Linked DNA regions of Homo sapiens: region 2 is linked to region 1. A link is a loop called in an ENCODE intact Hi-C map of the cell type or tissue named here. Cell type or tissue: PC-3. All regions are shown on one strand. Region 1 overlaps ASCC3 (activating signal cointegrator 1 complex subunit 3). Region 2 overlaps ASCC3 (activating signal cointegrator 1 complex subunit 3).

Evidence for each region. A loop is a pair of places that touch in the nucleus more often than their neighbours do. Peaks named below come from ENCODE experiments on the same cell type or tissue, not always from the same donor. Only the 100,000 strongest peaks of a DNase experiment are listed, where the experiment ranks them.
Region 2: it touches region 1 in a loop (2.7-fold over the local background); 1 of 110 quality-filtered maps calls a loop at or near these places.

Annotation. Positions count from the first base shown.
Region 1 is chr6:100,773,680-100,777,679 of GRCh38, reverse strand. All of the region lies in intron 8 of ASCC3 (activating signal cointegrator 1 complex subunit 3), which reads left to right. Among named protein-coding and RNA genes, the nearest start is that of ASCC3, 110 kb to the left of the region's middle. In PC-3, a CTCF peak has its summit at 1,831; no DNase peak of the experiment used is centred here.
Region 2 is chr6:100,845,839-100,849,838 of GRCh38, reverse strand. It overlaps ASCC3 (activating signal cointegrator 1 complex subunit 3), which reads left to right. Exons shown (of 42, transcript NM_006828.4): 4 at 1,132-1,691. Among named protein-coding and RNA genes, the nearest start is that of ASCC3, 33 kb to the left of the region's middle. In PC-3, no CTCF peak of the experiment used is centred here; no DNase peak of the experiment used is centred here; H3K27ac peaks cover 1,294 bases.

The DNA.
Region 1 (4,000 bases):
GAATGTACTGAGGTTTCAAATTTTTTCGTGGCCTGGTTCTTGTCATTTTATTCTCAACTCAGATCACCTCTCTTGAGGCACCTTTCTAGAAACCTAATTTAAGGTAACTGTTATGTCTCACTCCCCATTACACCATCTATTAAAATGTATTCATAGGAGCATTTGAAACAATTTTTAAATTAGTAAACATGTTGATTTTTTTTTGTCTTCCACCCTAATTAGAATGTAAGCTACATGACAGCAGAGACTTTGTCTACCTTATTGAGTGTTTGAACAGTTTAAGCCACATAGAGGAGATATTCAAGAACTATTTGCCAAATAAATGAATGATTCCACCTATAAATGAAAGATCAGAGTTTTTTTAAAACGTATCCTGTTAGGAAAGCCCAAAGTCATCTATTTTAGAGTAATTATCAAAAATAGTTTTATACACTCACACATACACACACATGTAAAGTAGTCAGTACTTGAAGACCTTTAAATGAAAAAATTTATCCAGTTATCTAAAAGAAAATCATCTGATCATCTAATGAATACTCAAGTATGTTAAATAAGGTATTCATGTAAATTGTTTGATTTTTAATCTCGTGACTTACGTAGATTATGGCATGGAGCCAGGTTTGTGAGGAATATTAGAGTGGTGGGATTCCAGAATATAAAACTTGGACGGAGTGTGTGGAGTGGCTATCATCACTAATTCTGAAATTTTGAGCCTAAGCCACATTTTATAGGGAGCCGAAGAAAAACTGTGAAAATTATGTAATGTATGTCCTTGGTATCTATATGATTTATCATAAATATATGCTGAAATTTTAATGTCTATGGTTTGATTATCTTAAACTTAAGCTTATGATATTTACACTAGTTTGGGAGGGACAGCATGTTCTTGGGTTCATCCTAGATACTTAGTTAATGCTTTCTAATTAACTGACAAAATAAATATATATGATTATTATAAAAAATGAGGTATGTTTACTGTATATTTTTGTTCTTCCAGCTAAATACTATCATCCAGTTTACTTTTAAAAATAGAGTGCGCACTCACGAGTAGCCTGTATTACCAGTATTTAATAAATGGATATCCAAAACATACACTTTCTATGGAATTTCATAAATAAGTCATCTTATTTCAGTAGTCTAGTGAGTCCCAAATATGTAAGATAAGCATATGTAAGATCAGTAGTCTGGCGTATGTATGTAAGATCAGTAGTCTGGTGAGTCCCAAATATGTATAAAGTGGATGTAGAATGAAGCTTGTAACACTTAAAATGTTTCTGGTCTGCTAATTATGATATGTTTTGAAAATGCTTAGTAGTTAGAACCAGTTAAAAGGGAAAATGGTATATACTTAGAATGACTATCTGGATTAAACATAAAGCACTTAAGATAAATGATCATGAGACTCTCAGTTTTCTGTTTAAAAGGAAATGCTGATTTGCTAAGAAATAATTTCAGTTTAACTTTATGTATTCATTAATGTATAAAATCAATATGAAATGTTTTAAGTTAGAAGAATGTCAAATATTTGGAAGCAAAGATTATTAGCTGCATTTAATTAGGTATTGTGTGTGCAGGAAATATAAATAAAACAATAAATATTATTAGCATGTAGTTCTAAAGTTGAGTAAAATAGAGTTTTGATATAACCCACATTATTCTTCTTCTTTAATCATTTGTTTTCTTAACTTAAAGCATTTGTTAATATAATTTGAATATTATTCAAATATAAGAAATCTATGCATAATGGATGTTAATTATTTCATGTTCCAATAGCTTACAAACACAATTCACAATATCAAGTATACTGAGCCCTCTAGTGATTTTTTTTTTAACTGCTGTCACAATTGCTGTCTGAGCACATTCCTTTTATTTTTACCAACAAGTTTATTGGTGAAAATTATTTCGTTCATTTTCCTTAATTTGAAATGAGAAATAAAAAGAAACTTTATAGGGAGTGGTATAAAACGTGGGCTGTTTTAAATATGTTAGGAAGTTTTGGAGGGTTTTTCTTTTTTAACTTGCTGTTTCTATTCAGCATGTTCTGTTGATAGTGATGTATATATATGCAATAATATTATAAAGATTTTTTTGAGATGTTTATTTTGAAATAAATGTAGAGGATACTTACCGAACAAGATAAATCATCATATTTTAAACAGTAAATTTAGTGGTAATTTGTATTTGAGCTAGGACAAACTGAGTTTAGGTCCCGTCTCGGCCACAATTTATTAGCAGGGTAGACTTGGGTAAGTTATTTAACCTCTCTAGGCCTCAGTTCCCTCTGATAATTTCTTCATATAGTCTCTAAAATATCTTTTAGAGATGTTTCCAGAGGAGTCTTGATAATTTCTTTTCTTTATATTGAATTTTTCTTTCATAATTTAAATCTAAGCCTTCTTATTCTCAGAAGATAAATTTATTATTTCTATGGTTTTAGACTTTTTAAATTATATTCCAAATAGAACTATAACATGCTTTTTCCTTGCTTAAAAGAGACCTTGAATAGTAACCGTGTCGCTTTTGGTCACAGTTACATCCCTAGTGGCTGAAAAAGTCCCTGGCTATTTCATTCAGTAATTTGATGCTCATTTAGTAACTTGGTAAATGAGTGAAGAAAAGGTCAGCTCCTTCAGTGTAGCATATGTGATTTTTTGTAGTCTGCTCTTGGCCTACTTTTCCATCTTCATCATCTTTGCTACTCCTTTTCACCAGCCCTAAGTGTTTTTCTAATATCCTGTTTCTTGTACCTAATATGGCATGCTTAGTGACTGTCTCTCCCTCACATACCTTAGCATATAGTTCATATCCTTATAGAAACCTAAATGATGTAATCTAATTTTAAACATGCCTTTTTCTTCCTTTAAACGACAAACTAGGGCCAGGTGTGGTAGCTCACAACTGTTATCTCAGTGCTTTGGGAAGCTGAGGTGGGAGGATAACTTGAGCCCAGGAGTTCAAAGACCAGTCTGAGCAAGACCAGCAAGACCTTGTCTCTACTAAAAATAAGAAAGTTAGGGCCGGGTGCAGTGGCTCACGCCTGTAATCCCAGCACTCTGGGAGGCCAAGCTGGGTGGATCACGAGGTCAGAAAATCGAGACCATCCTGGCTAACATGCTGAAACCCTGTCTCTACTAAAAATACAAAAAATTAGCCAGGCGTGGTGATGGGCGCCTGTAGTATCAGCTACTCAGGAGACTGAGGCAGGAGAATTGCTTGAACCTGGGAGGCGGAGGTTGCCGTGAGCCAAGATAGTGCCATTGCACTCCAGACTAGGCAACAGAGTGAGAGTGCATCTCCGAAAAAAAAAAGTTAGTCAGGTGTGGTGACATGCACGTGTCATGACATGTACGTGTCATGTACATGCACATGTCTGAGTACATGCACGTGACATGTACTCAGAAGGTTGAGGCAGGAGGATTGCTTGTCCCCAGAAGTTTGAGGTTGCAGTGAGCTATGATTGCTCCACTGCGCTTCAGCCTGGGCAACAGAGCAAGACGCTATCTCAGAAATCATCAGCAAAACCCAGAAACTAGTCAGTTTTAAGGATCATTTTAAAAATTGTCTGACTTTTGTTATGAAAACAAATATTTGTATTGACAGAACTTAGTACAATAACAATCAGTAAATGAATGTTGAATCGATTAGAATGTTATAAACCTCTATATATGTAATAGGTTTTGTTTGTTAGTATATTCTTCTGATTATTTATTTCTTGAACTATAACCTTCAAAAACAAAGAAATAGGTTTTTTACTGAAAGTTGAATATAGGGCTTTTGCTAAAATGCTACATATTTTGGCTAGATTCAATTTAGTATTTCTTTGGAGGACATTATGTATGCAGTGTATATCTATCTTTAAACTTTTCCCCTCATTTAATTATAGTTCTTTTTCCAAGTAGCCAGCATAAAATCATTCAATAAAAATGTATTTAGTAGCCTATTATGTTCCTGGCAATTGATTAGGTACTGGAGTAATACAAAGAGTAATAAAAAACAGAAT
Region 2 (4,000 bases), 72 kb before region 1:
CGGGAGCAACTGCAGAGTCATGTTTTTTAGAAAGATACCAGTATTCATTACATTATTAACTTTAACAGTATTTAGGTAAGTCACATAGCTTTTGGGGCCTTTTGAAGATTTAAATTCTTCTTTTCTTCTCTAAGAATATTCTTTGAAACCCATGTCAGAAATACAGATTCTTTTTTTTATTTGAGAAAATTGGATATGAGAAAATGCCTTAAATAAATTAGAGGCTGATTCTTCTTATATTTACTTCTAGCCTCTTTTAAACAGGAGCTTTCTTTTTTATTTTATAATATGACTAACTTTATCTTCAGCTTAATAAATATCCTTGATGGTATTAAATGTTTTTGAATGAGAACTATAGAAGTATTTCTTGCCATCTCAGGTTTATGGTACAAATTGGAAAGAAAATTATAGATATTTGAGGTTTCCTTGAAGCTCCAAAAGTCTATAATTCAGATTGTTTTCTGTACCTTACTTTGGTTTATTTAACTAGCTCATCAAATCAATCTTTAAAATTAGTTTTAAAGTGAGTTTTAGCTAGTGTCTCAAGTTGTTTTTAGAAAGAAGCTGTAAGGATTGTTACTAGGTAGTTTCTGCACTTAGATACATAATAATTACTGATAATGATTTATTTACCTAAAATAGTTCTTTGGGAAATAAATAGTTCTTCAGGAATGGGTTGGTTCCTGCTCCTTAAATTGGCTATCTGTCTTTATTGTTATGTTTTTGTTGTTTTTTTTACAAGGTCTCACACTGTTGCCCAGGCTGAGTACAGTGACACAATCATGGCTCGCTGCAGCCCCAACCTTCCAGGCTCAAGCAATCCTTCCACCTCAGCCTCCTGAGTAGCTGGGACTACAGGTGCACACCACCATACCTGGCTAATTTTTAAAAATTTTTGTAGAGATGGTTCTCACCATATTGCCCAGGCTGGTCTTGAACTCCTAGACTCAAGTGATCTTCCTGCCTTGACCTTCCAGAGTGTGGGGATTATATGGAGCCATTACACCTGGTCTATTGCTATGATTTGACTGTTAGATTTACTCAGGAGAATATTTGTGGTAATTTTTTGGAAGATCGTAACTTGAACCATGATTCAATTGAGCTAATACTGTTTCTTTTGTCTTTGAATAGTTGGAACTGATAATGGGAGAGAAGCAATTGAAAGTGGGGCTGCATTTCTCTTCATGACATTTCACTTGAAGGACTCTGTTGGTCACAAGGAAACAAAGGCTATCAAACAGATGTTTGGCCCCTTTCCTTCATCATCTGCCACTGCAGCTTGTAATGCTACTAATCGAATTATTTCTCATTTTAGTCAAGATGATCTTACTGCTCTTGTGCAGATGACAGAAAAAGAACATGGCGATAGGGTTTTTTTTGGTAAAAATTTAGCATTTTCATTTGACATGCATGATTTGGACCACTTTGACGAACTGCCAATAAATGGTGAAACTCAGAAAACTATAAGCCTAGATTATAAGAAGTTTCTGAATGAACATCTCCAGGAGGCTTGCACCCCAGAACTCAAGCCTGTGGAAAAAACAAATGGCTCCTTTTTGTGGTGTGAAGTTGAAAAGTACCTAAATTCAACTTTGAAGGAAATGACTGAAGTGCCAAGAGTAGAAGATCTTTGCTGTACTTTATATGATATGCTTGCTTCTATTAAAAGTGGTGATGAACTTCAGGATGAGGTATAGTTGAAATGATTTATTTTTTTATATTAATGTGAACTATCCTAATGAAATAGTGTTTTTTAAACATGGGTGGTTAGCAAAGAAAGTTCTTTAATGTTCTGTATAGTAGTTGAATCTATAGCCAAATGGTTTCACATAGCAGGCCTGTATATACGTTCCTAATGGATAGTTACAGGAGGTCTGAAAGTGTAATGAGTGTAGCAGAGGAGTAAGCAGACAATAGTTGGGTGTCCACATGCTCTGGTTACTGGGACAGTGCTGGTTTGATGTCAACTTAATTTTAATACTGGACAAATTGAATGAGTAATATATTTCATGAAAGATTAAGAGGGATGGCCTACTGTTGTAGAAAGGACAGGCTTTGAAATCAGTTTGTTCTTCCCTTTCCACTTACTGGTTGTGACACTTTAGGTAACTTAATCTCTCAGAAGCTCAGTTTTCTTGTTGGGCTATCTCAAGGAGACACCAATATCAAGATAGATAATTGTTATAAGGATTGAATGTGATATATGCAAAATGGTAAGTAACATGTTAAATAATCATTATGTGGTAGCTGTGATTATTTTTGTCGTTATTATTGGAATTAAGAATTTTTAAATCACATTGAGTATTGGAAATACAGAAAAAATACTAGCTGTATTTTTCAGAGAAAAATTAATTTAGAGAATTAGCTAAGTAGGTATTGGAGGACTTAACCCATAGGTGTTATGCCAACTAACATTAGTTTGGAAGTAAGATATTATATCATTAATTCTGTGATCAGTCTTTTTACTGTGAATGTTTTACACTTGGTTTAATTTTTATCAGATCTGTTCTCACTATTAAATTTTCTCTAACATTCTGAACATAATATTGTTTTAAAAATTGTGATTTACGAAGAAAATTTTACTAATATTTGCTCATCATAATTGAATACATAGTAGTTATCCAATTATGATTATAATAAACTGAAATTTATAAATATCTAATTAATGGATATTTTATTTTCTTAGTAAGCCATAAAACCATTACTTTCACTTCTGAATATCTATAGTAAGTTTGTATTTCTTAGTCTTTCACCACAATTTTAAAGTATGTAACTGAATCTGATTGTTGGAAGGGGAGTATTTGTGCTAGATTTTTTTCATAATAGCTTCATTTGTCATATATTTATTGTATGCTTATTGTATTGCTAGGTACAGTGCTATTTACTGAACATAAAAGGATGAATAAGATAGCAAACTTGTTCTCAGAATTAATTGTCTAGCAGGAGGAGACATGTCAACAAGTAACTGTACTGAAATATCATAGGTATTATAATACTACATGCAAAGAAAATGGGTGCATAAAAGAACAAGTCATAGATTTTATAGAGGTGTTAGTATGGTAGCAAAAGTATGCATAGAGAAGGTTAAGCTTGAACCAATTCTTAAAATATGACTAGATTTAACTCTTTCAAGTGGACCAGAAAGGTAGGGAGCATATTTCAGGCTTGAACACTGTTTTCAGAGAGCTGTAGCTCTGTACAGCAAGCATGCAAGATGCAAAGGTGGAGTGCTGAGAAACAAGGGTATGCAGATAGGTAAGAGCCAAAGGAGGTGAGGGCTGAGCGCCTTGTTAAGGTGTATGACAAGCCACACTGAAGTCTGCATAGTCTGGTTCAATGATTTTTTTCAACCAGGGTTAATGGATAGTTTAACATGTAAGTTGATATTTCACATCCTGTCAGTGGCTTGAGTGGTAGTTCTGTATAGTTTTATGTAGTCAGTGTTTTGGTTTTCCTGTTCGTATATGAAAATGGACAATCATTGTCATAATTTTTGTTCTGCAGTATAGATTATTCATGCTTTATATTTTAGATACAATTCTTTGCTGTTATATGTTATATTCTGTTGTTATGGCAAATTTTCAGTATAATTTTCAAGTGATACTTCAGGAGTTTTCTACAATTGTTTCCCTACAGTTGTTTCACTGCGGTTGTTCTTGACCAGTGTTGTTTTCACTTTAGGGTGTGCGTGCTATACCTTATGTGTTGTCTATTTACTTCTAAATACTTAAGCCTGGAAAGAGGATAATTAAAAAGGCCATCAGTTCATATGATAACAGTTAATTTCTATTTCTTTTTAAGCTTTTACTTGACTCTTTATTTAAATAGGAATATTTATGTAGCATGCTGTGTGCTCTTGCTCCAGAAATGTAGCAGAACCATGGGAATATTTTTACATATAATCTAAGAAAAGCATATAAAGCTACTTCTATGCTGATGGCAAAAATTCTTCTCAACCTGTGGTTTCCCAGCTCTGAATAGTTAATTGACATAATGACTA